Regions from separate parts of the Homo sapiens genome. Here region 1 is linked to region 2. The links are chromatin contacts, found by Hi-C or POLR2A ChIA-PET in ENCODE. All regions are on one chromosome and are shown on one strand. Each heading gives the region's core, a stretch centred on a gene start or an enhancer-like site at or near the end of the contact. The rest is flanking DNA. Distances are from core to core; before and after follow the strand shown. Region 1 overlaps LOC107986674 (a long non-coding RNA gene). Region 2 holds the start of LINC00574 (long intergenic non-protein coding RNA 574).

Evidence for each region. Hi-C counts contacts between places; a loop is a spot of excess contacts on that map. ChIA-PET counts read pairs that join two places held with the same protein, here RNA polymerase II (POLR2A). Pooled maps may share reads with other maps.
Region 1: a loop to region 2 is called in a map of naive thymus-derived CD4-positive, alpha-beta T cell, with 2.3 times the contacts of the local background. The contact joins the enhancer-like site here to the promoter of LINC00574 in region 2. A Hi-C loop is called at or near these places in 4 of 168 maps with a recorded cell type or tissue (B cell, CD8-positive, alpha-beta T cell, dorsolateral prefrontal cortex and 1 more), 4 of 37 single-sample maps with no recorded cell type and 8 of 50 pooled maps. POLR2A ChIA-PET finds 5 or more read pairs at or near these places in 1 of 52 experiments (OCI-LY7).

What each region holds. Positions count from the first base shown.
Region 1 is chr6:169,953,283-169,958,637 of GRCh38, forward strand. It overlaps LOC107986674 (a long non-coding RNA gene), which reads left to right. Exons shown (of 5, transcript XR_001744483.2): 5 at 1-1,990. Among named protein-coding and RNA genes, the nearest start is that of LINC00242, 160 kb to the left of the region's middle. Within about 2 kb of position 2,574, at least 2 of the 41 ENCODE cell types and tissues checked have a DNase peak (open chromatin) inside an H3K27ac peak, as active enhancers do.
Region 2 is chr6:169,786,203-169,791,342 of GRCh38, forward strand. LINC00574 (long intergenic non-protein coding RNA 574) reads left to right here and starts at 3,871. Exons shown (of 3, transcript NR_026780.1): 1 at 3,871-4,214. LINC00242 (long intergenic non-protein coding RNA 242) reads right to left here. Exons shown (of 2, transcript NR_026781.1): 2 at 2,588-4,916.

The DNA.
Region 1 (5,355 bases), core at 1,324-3,823, 170 kb after region 2:
GGGTGTCAACTTTAATGGATTAGGAATACCCAGATGGTTGGCAAAGAATTATTTTCAATGATTTGGTAGGCACTGAGCCAGGAAGGGCGAATTCTTGCTCTCTCTTCTGCCCTTGGATGTCAGAACTCCAGGTTCTCTGGCCTTTCATGATACTCCATACAGCACTGCTTCTGACCACCACTCACCATCCATCACCCCTAGTGACCTGCTAGAGGAGTTATTACTTCCTATTTCCAACTTTATGCTCTGCTGGCCTAGAGGTCTTCCTTCCATAGGGAGAAATGCTACCACCAGGAGATACAACAATAATTCAACTGAACTGGAAGTTAAGATGCTATCTGACCACTTTGGGCTTCTCATGCCTCAGAGTCATGCTAAGAAGGGAGTCAAAGTGTTGGCTGTCTGACCTGATACCAAGAAGAAATTGGCCTACTCCTTCACAAGGGAGAAATAGGAGATCCTCTAGGGCATCTCTTGGTGTTACCATGCCTGTGATTCTGGTCAATGGGAAATGACCACAACCCAATCCAGGCAGGCTATGAATGTCCCAGGCCTTTCAGGTATGAAGGTTTGGGTCACCCTGCCAGGTACAGCACGGCAACCAGCTGAGGTCTTGCTGCAGGCAAACAGAACACAGCAGGTGGTAGAAGGTCATTAGGAGCACCAGCTACACCCACGGGACCAGTTACAGAATCAAAGGCTGCCACTGCCATGAGTGTTTTCTCCCTGTGTTGCTACGAATATGTTTGCATGTAAATATACATATATTAGGCAAATTTTTCTTCTTTTCTATCTTACTCCTTTATCATATGAGATGTATTGAGTTTGCATCAGTATTTAAGTATTGTTAATTTTACACCATAGTGTTTAAGTTACAGGAGAGGAGTAAATGTCACTCAAGGACTTCACTTCCTCCTCTGGGGAAGGAATTAGTGTGTTTTTATTGTACGAATTGTATCATGCTAGGTGGAACTATGACCTTGTCATTATCTTTTTAAGAGATTAAATATGGTTTAAGGAGATGCATGTGGGTGCCAAGTTGACAAGGGGTGGACTTGTGATGGTTGATTATAAGTGTCAACCTGACTGGATCAAGAGATGCCCAGGTAGCTGGGAGGCCATTGATCATCCTCAGTACTCCAGGAGGCACTGAGCCCATCCCTCTTCTGCCAAAAGAGAAACCTAGGAAGATTGGCATTTGATTAGAATGATTGATCTGTCCAAGGTATGTCTGTGAGGGTGTTTCTGGGGGAGACTGAGGTGTGAGTTGTTGGACTGAGTGGGGAAGGTCCACCTGCATTGATCTGCCCTCAATGATCTGGGCTAAAGGCCTGGATGGAACAAAGGTAGAGGAAGACTGAATTCTTGTTTTCTCTTGGGGAGCTGGGACCCCTTCTTCTCTTGCCCTGGATGTCAGAACCCCTGGTTCTCTGACCTTTGGACTCTGGGACTTAACACAGTGACCCCCTGGGCTCTTGAGCCTTTGGTGTCAGATTGAGAGTTACACCATCAGCTTTCTTGATTCTGAAGACTTCAGACTTGGACTGAACCACTCTACCAGCTTCCCTGGTTCTCCAGCTTGCAGATGACCTGTCATGGGACTTCTCAGCCTCCAAAATTGCATGAGCTAATTCCGCTAAAAAATCCCCTTCTTATCTTTCTCTCTGTACATGCATCCTATTGGCTCTGTGTCTAAGAAGAGCACATACTAAAACAAAGAATGTCATAGGGAACTATTCAAAATAGCCCAAAATGGAAACTACCCAAATGCCCATCAACTGATGAAAGGACATAAGGTGGGACACACACACACACAAACACAAACACACCCAACATACACAAAAATACAAAAACACAAACACACACACACAAACACATACACACAAACATACAAACACAAACATACAAACATACATACACACACACAAACAAAAAACAAAAAAAACACATAAAAATACAAAGACACAAACACATAAAACACACAAAAATACAAAAACACAAATGCACACACAAACACACGCAATGGAATATTATTCAGCCATTACAAAGAAATGATGTGTGAATCTATGAATTATTTAAAAAAGGAAAAGAAAGAATGAATTACAAACACATGCTACATGCATGAACCTGAAAAAATTAAGTGAAAGAGCCACAAAAGACCAATGTTGCATTGTTCTGTTTATGTGAAATGTACAGAAAGTGAAAACCTGTAGAAATAAAAGTGGATTAGGGTTGCCAGGGGAGGAGAGAAGAGGAAGCAGGAAGTAACTGCTAATAACAGCTTGATTTCTTTTCGTATGTTAAAAACACAGAATTGTATGCATTTAAAGTATATCTCAATAAATCTGTTAAGAAAAACCTCGTTGAATGGCATTTGTTAAATTCAAAACCATTTATAGACGAGAATTGCCGCTGCTGTGCTTTCAGGAGTACAAGTGTTCCACCAAATGTTAATACGCGTTTTGCAAGAAAAGAGCTCCATGCGAGTAAGTTTGGGAAGTGCTGGGTTAAAAACGACAAGCAAGTTTCTTTAGTGCAATCACGGAAGAGTGTTCACTGTGCTAACGTGAACTGCAGCCTCCAGGGTGAGGGAGGGAGGGGCCGGCAGTAGTCTTGCTCCACATACACGATTTGGGTAGAGTTTTGCAGAAAGACGCAAATTCACAGGGAACTTGGGTGAAGGGGGGGTGGCTGTGTGTTTGGCTTTCACTTGGACAAGCCTCCTTTTCCCTCCCACAGAGCTGGCTGCTGCTGCCAAGGCCCCAAGGAGGCTTTCAGGTGAGGGGGCGTGGAGGGGAGGGCCACCTCAGCCCTCAGGATTGGGTGGGCTGGGGCTGAGGACACAAGAGCAGAGTTTTGGGTGGCAAGTGTTGATGCAGGATGGAAACAAATTTGGCTGTCCTGAGGGTCCGGACCTCACTCAGCAGCGGACCAGGGTCTCTGAAGCCCCACCAGCATCACCCAGAGCTAATGGCAACCTCCTCAAGGCACCCATACCCAGCCAGCAACCAACAGGGCTGCTGACCTCCGGCCTCAGCCGACCCTACCAGCCAGGCCTTGCTGAGCCACGCCCACTTCACCTGTGTTCAGTTGCTTCCGGCAGGAGGGGACGCTGGGGTCCGCTTTTGCAGGTCATGCCACCGAATTCAAATGTGGTATCCGTTTTGTGTTTTCAGTCGTCCCTGCATTTTCTTCGTCTGAAATCAGGACGCTAAGTAGCTACAGCTGCATGTGCCGCCTTTGAGAAAATCTCATCCTGAACTCGAGAACACAGACTCAACAGGCAGACGGCCGGGAAGCTACAAGGCAGCGCCTCACAACACTCTCTTCTTTTTCATTCTACTAAAAGTTGCTCTCAAATCCTACTGGACAGAAAGTCCTAAAGCATTCCAAATGTTGCTCCATTTCCAAAAGTGCCGGCGCTGCCTCCTTGGGATCAGAGGCCTTCTGCGCTTGAGCCTGGCACCTGCCCTGGGCCCCAGTGGACGGGTCCTTCCTCTTGGACCACTGGCCCCATGCATTGTCCATCCTCAACACCTTCCCTGTGGTGCCCAGAGGCAGCGTCCAGGAGCACACCCAGGTGCCCAGCGGGACCCCGGAGCTCCCTTTGAACAGGCACCTTCTGGGGCTGGGGTCCCCATGTCTGGGGGGGAATAGGGGGCTGGGGCCCGTGTCTAGGGAGTTATGGGACCTTGCATCTGAGGGGGTGTGGTGGGGGGCTGGGGCCTGCATCTGAGGGCGTGTGGTGGGGGGCTGGGGCCTGCATCTGAGGGGGTTCTGGTGGGGGGCTGGGGCCTGCATCTGAGGGGGTGTGGTGGGGGGCTGGGCCCTGCATCTGAGGGGGTGTGGTGGGGGGCTGGGCCCTGCATCTGAGGGGGTGTGGTGGGGGGCTGGGGCCTGCATCTGAGAGGGTTCTGGTGGGGGACTGGGCCCTGCATCTGAGGGGGTGTGGTGGGTGGCTGGGCCCTGCATTTGAGGGGGTGTGGTGGGGGGCTGCAGCCCTGCATCTGAGGGGGTGTGGTGGGGGGCTGGGCCCTGTATCTGAGAGGGTTGTGGTGGGGGGCTAGACCCTGCATCTGAGAGGGTTATGGTTGGGGGCTGGGGTCTGCATCTGAGGGCCATGGGACCTGGGTTTGTGGCTGCTGGTTCGCCTCTGGGCTCTGCTGCTTCTCACAGTAGTCGCTGAGCCATCGCGGGTCCTGATGTCTCACGGGAGAAGCAGGCCTGGGCAGGTGGCACCTTTGGGAGAAAGCGAAGGGCAGCCTGGGCTGGAGGCTGCACCCAGGCACTGTGGTCAGTGGCTGGGGAATGAGACACGGCCCTCCTGGGCCCCGTGTCCCTTGTGGTGGGGTCTGAGTGCCTACTTCTCTCACCATGGCCCTCGGGGTCCCGTGCCTCTGCGGCCTGAGCCTGCGGTGGGTCCTGGCGCAGCACCTGGACACGGGCCTCCCTGCCTGAGGCCTCCTTCCTTCCTTTTCACCCCCCTGAGCCTCCTTGCCCTTGGCTGGCTGAGCCGGCACATCCCCGTGGCGCCTCTGCACCTCCCCCAAGATCATTCTGCCAGCACGGTCCTCACTGCACCCTCCGGTCCTCCCTGCACCCTACGGCCCTCCCCTGAGATTATTTCGCCAGCCCGATCCTGCACCCTCCCGGCTGCCACTGCCCCTCCCCAGGGAGGCCGCCACAGATGCAATGGCCGGCTCAGGTTGGCTCCTCAGTGGTTGAAAGTGGTTTTGTTTTTGGTGGAACTTGGGGGCAGTGAGAGGCTTGAGATTATTCGTTGAGATAGTTTTCCAGAAAGAAAAAAATGTCACAGATAATTGGTTCTTTGCACTTGTAATATAAACGCAGTAATCTTTATTCTAACTTTTGCTAGAGAAATTGAAGTCGATGATAGCCCCTTTCAATTTTAAGCAGGAACCAAAGTCAACAGAAATTCTGAGTCATAGAATCAGGCCAACTGACATAAAGAAAAAAAAAAACCTGGGTCACTCACAACCACTAGGATGGCAGAAAGACAGGAAGAAAGAGAATGAAAAAAAAAATAAGACGTTATGGCAAAAGGATCCAGAGAAATTTGGGACCCTTGAGCATTGCTCGTGAGAACCATTGTGGAAACGATAGAGGGGCTCCCCAAGAGTTCATTACAGCAAATGGACTTAGCATGCGATCCAGCAGCTCCACTCCTACAACTGAAGACACAGACTCCAGCAAATACTTGTTCATACATGTTCATAATATCATTCGTTACAGTGGCCAGAAGGTGGGAACAGCCCAAATGTCCATCAACAGATGGACGAGCAAAATGCGGTCCATCCATGAGATGGAATATTACTCGGCCCTAAACAACAGTGA
Region 2 (5,140 bases), core at 2,621-5,120:
TGTCCACATCATTAATGTGATGCTCCATGGTGGCATCCTGTGGAATGGCAAGATAGCCGGCAGCCCTGAGCTCTAGGTTGTGTGGAGGAACTGGAGAGGTAGCACAGCCCTGATGCATGCCCACCAAGGCTGCTGCTGTCCCTGCCAGATGAGAACAAGACAGCTTCTGGACGTGAGTTTGCAGGATACAAAACCCCAACCCATATCCGTAGGTATAGAGAAAAATCATCTGCCAGATCAGTGGCTGCAGACCAGAGATCCGGGACTATATCTATTTGTTCCAATAAAGAGACCACATCTGAAGTAGCAGATGCTCAGGCTCCTGGGCCAGGGCCTTGTGTCCCAGGGAGGCTCTGCTGTCTTGAGTGGCGGCTCTGTTCCCTGCAGGTGCGTGGGCAGCCATGCTGCTGGGCTGCCTGACCTTCCCTTGGTATTCTTTCCCCTGTTGCCCATCCTGCTTCTGATGAACACTTCCTTGGTCAACTGCAGTATATGTCCATCCCAGTTACAGTCACATCATAAATGGCTACAATTGGTTGTTTTTCCTTAAACAGTGTTACATATCTCTGTTCACAATTGAATTAACTTAGAGTTTAACCCTTAAGAGGCAAATGTCTTCTGTTCTCACCTTCCGGAGGGATCCGGCCACATTGACCATCTTGCTAGCAGGGGTCACAGGTGTAACAAGAACGGATTTCTGCTGGCTGGTGGTCCACGGTGTAGCATGGCTCGGGGGACCCAAGAACTCGATGGCAAAGCTGCTTCAAATTCTCCTGCATGCTTGCTCTTTTCTTTTTGCCCTTTTTCTTCTTTCTTCCCCTTCCTTCCTCTCCTTCTTCCTCTCCTTCTTTCTCTCCTTCTTCCTCTCCTTCTTTCTCTCCTTCTTCCTCTCTTCCTCTCCTTCCTCTCTTTCTCTTTCTCTCTCTCTTTTCCTTTCTCTTCCCCTCCCCTCCCCTCCCCTTCATCACCTAGGCTGAGGTGCAGTGACACAATCATATCTCACTCCAGTCTCTAACTCCTGTGCTCCCATGCTTTTTCTTTTCTTCCTTTCTTTCTCTCCGTTTTTGTTTTTGTTTGTTTGTTTGGTTTTTGAGACGGAGTTTTGCTCTTGTTGCCCAGGCTAGAGTGCAGTGGTGCGATCTCGACTCACTGCAACCTCTGCCTCCCAGGTTCAAGCGATTCTCCTGCCTCAGCCTCCCAAGTAGCTGGGATTACAGGCATGTGCCACCATGCCCAGCTAATTTTGTATTTTTAGTAGAGATGGGGTTTCACCATGTTGGTCAGGTTGGTCTTGAACTTCTGCCTCAAGTGATCCACCCACCTTGGCCTCCCAAAGTGCTGGGATTACAGGCATGAGCCACTGTGCCTGGCCTTTATTTTCTGTCTCTGCTGGCTGGCTGAATACCGTGAGCAGACCAGAATTACTGGAGGCAAGGGAGAAATGGAAAATTAGCTAAATTTGTGTTCCTTCAAAAGCAATGATGAAAACAATTATTTTCAAAGAGCAACAGCAAATGTTGGTCCAAATTCACAAGTGTTCATCTGACAGGCCATATTGGAGAGTAAAGGTAATTGTGCGTGGGCCTTCTGAATGCATGGACGTGGAATTTAGCTACAGGATGAATGTTCTCCTGCTTCCGTAAGTTGTTTTGATGAGACATGAAGACATGTTCTGAACAATATTAGAAGAAAGCATCACCTTGGTACATCTGGCACCTGCCCTGCCCCCGACCTTTTCCTGAGTGAACAGAAGCCACGTCCCTTTTTAAATTAAGTGATGGAACAGCCTGGCCTGTTCCATGTCCTTGCTGCTGTCTCCCGTGCTCGCTCCTCTGGGGCTCCAAGCATGTGGCTGAGAATCCATTTGGGACATCCGTTCCCCATCCCTGCCTGTCTCTATCATTAAACAAAGTGAAGATAGTCTGATGTGACTGGCTTTCCAAACTCTTACTTGGATTCACTGTAATGTAGACTAAACAAATGGCTTAAAATTCACTGTTTGCAGAGACCTTATCCTCTGCTCCACTCAGTAGAGACATGACCTGCCCCTCGAATCTCTGCTCATTCCACTGCCTTCCTGACAGGCATGTGCGCAGCTTCAGGAAGCTCTCTGAGGTCAGAAACCCTGTCCTTTTACCTGTTTGCACCCCCTCTTTGTGTGTCCTGAATATTTTTACTACCTTAAATGTGGGTTCTTTTCCCCACAACATTTGTTTTAAATAATTTTAAAGCTACAGAAATGTTTCTAGAATAGTCCAATGGATTCCCACATGACAGTTCAACTATCGTTGGCATTTTGCCACACTTATTTTCCCCTTTTAAGTACACATATATCATTCTTTTGACTGAACCATTTTGAAAGTTAGTCATTGTGATGTGATGTTTTGCCCCCAAATACTTGAGCATTCATCTATTGAGAACAAAATCATTCCCCTTCAGTTATCAAATGGAGGAAATTTAACAATAACACAGCACCATTATCTAATACATGGTCCATATAAAATTTTTCCCAGTGTGTATAATAATATCGTTTATACCTTCATTTATACCTGTTGTTTGTTTTTATCCAAGCACCACAACTGCTTTTAGTTACTATATCTTTTATTTTTAAAATCTGGAATAGCTCCCTTTTTGTTTTTTTTCTTTCTGTGTCAGAGACATTTTTGAAGTATTTATGTCACCTTTACAGAATGTTCATCAATTGGCTTTTGTTAGATTGTTTCCTCAAATTTGACAGTTTTAAAGAAACACTGCATCCATGATACTGTCTGAACCAGTGCATCACATCAAGACACATGATTGACACAATAATGCTGTGTGCCACTCGCTGCATCACAGCAGGACACATGAGGCACATATGTGCTGCTGTGCATTCCTCAGTGAATATTGCAGGACGTGTGGGTGGGGCCAGGTGTTGTCAAGGTCCCGGCAGGTCGCTCTGCCCTCTAAACACAATGGCTGGATGGGCGGTGGACACCTGCTCTGCGGAGCCTGGGCAGCAGCTGAAGATGATGTGGGGAGGGGCTGCTCAGCTGGGGCTGGAAGGTGAGGACAGGGCTGGGCTGGCCGCCTTGTGGAGATAGCAGGACTTGTTGAGGGAAAGTCAGGCCAGGGATGCAAACCAAAGCCTGAGGAGAAACTGCAGGGCCGTGCATGGCCTCAGCTCCCTTTCTGAGGCTCCGTTGATGTGAGTGCTTTCAACAAGCCCTCCAGGGAATCTCTGCTGCTTGCAACCAAAAAGTAGTGACCACTGGAAGAGCCAGCCCCTGCGAGAGGACAGAGGCATGGCCGCCATCAAGAGGCAGGCAAACCCCAGAGAAGGAGGCCACGGACTTGGCAGTGGACGACCGGTGTGCGATCTCAGTGCCACAGGTTACTGGTTTTGTGGCAAGATGTGTACCTGCTGACAGCATGGCTTCCTCGTCTGCAGAGTGTGACAGTGACATTCCCTGCCTCATTAGACGTTAGGATACAGTGAGGCGCCGTGCTCAGCCCCATTCTGGCACGTAGCATCGATAAACACCAGCTCTTACCGGACCGTTCCCTTATGCTGGGAGGAAAGAAACGATTTGGATTTCCTCTGTCTAGAAGTCCAGCTATCTGCATGTGTGTTCAGAGGACGTTCTCGTATCTCAGGAGTGAAACCAAAGCATCCTGTACATCTTTCCCCCACCCCCACTCATAGCCTCGGATTCTCTGCACAGCTTTAGTAAAGGAGCTGATGGGGAATCGGATGCCTGACCCCGAGTCCTCACTCTGGGGCTCGAGCTTAGGATAACTTCAGGTTCAGCTGAGGCCTCTGAACTGTGACTCCGCCCCGTGGCCGCATGCGTCGGAACTCCTACCTGCCCTTTGCCCTTCTCGAGGCCGGTGCTTGACTGGAGGAGGGCTGGCAGCAGAAGTGCAGCTGACCGGGTTGCGTTTTCGTACGGCTGACTAAAGCGGATACCGGTGGCGACTCATTTCTCGTTTTATTTTTCAACGATTTGGCGGAGAAGCTCCTCTTGTGAATGGACTTTGGATTTCTTGGAGCTGCGCTGCGGGTCCCACAGTGTGGCTTTCGGCCCGTGCTGTGCTGGCGCCTGCACTTCCTCTGGCGGGGCACGGGGTGGCGCTCCCTGGTAAAGCAGCGGCCAGGGGGAGCCGTGAGTGAGGCGCTGCCTCTCCCGCTGAAGCGGGTTCCAAGGCCACCGTGAGGGGGACCATCCATCCAGGTAAAACGTGTTCTTTCCTTGTTCCTTTGCGAATCGATGGGGATCAGGCTTCCCCAGGTGGTGAAGTGAGGAACAGGGACCGCGGGGCTCGCCTGACCAGTGGGGTCTCCATCCTTGTCCGTGCTGACAAAAGACAAGAACAGACAGCGCCTGAAATCTTCCCGCCTCCGTGAGGGAAGCCTGCGTCTGGGAACGCGCCGCAGGGAAGTGATCCCTGAGTGAGGGAGGAGGTGCCGGGGCATCATTAATCAGACCTCAATGCCGGGAAGGTTCTTTGTTTAAAGAAACACTCATGTTTAAAGAGCACTTGGTGCGGACTTGCTGTGGCCATCGCCCTCAACAGCTCATCTTTAGGAGGTGCAGGCTGAATTCACGCCTCGGTGTCGTCCATGTCTGCCTGCCGCGCAGAGGAGACAGCGAGAGGCCTTCCCACCGCACGGCTTTTACGGGAAGCTCTTCGCATTGGCTACAGGGGTGTGGTTTGGTTTATAGCCACACCAAGTAATTTTAATAGAACTCAATAACTGTGTTGCCTTGCAGGCTCCGAGTGCTACAGGCAGACCCGAGTCCGAGTCTTCCTACGGTTCATTGTCCCCCCCTGGATTTCCTAGGGACTCCAGATACGATGGCATCGATGTCAGTTAACTTGGCACTTCTTAAAATAGATCTATGATCAAATCTTAAGTTTTTCCGAATAAGACTCTGGAGGAATGCAGGAAGGTCATTTGATTACTTTAAAATAAGAGGATTTTATGTTAAAATATTGAAAAAGCCAGTCATAAAACTAAGCTCTGTACCAATGAATATAGTTCGCGAAGCCAGCAGCACAGGCTTATTATTATAAATATCAAACACCACCATTATGAGTAAGCTCATTTATTTTCAAAGCACTTTGCGATCATTAATTGTTCACGTCTGTGAATACC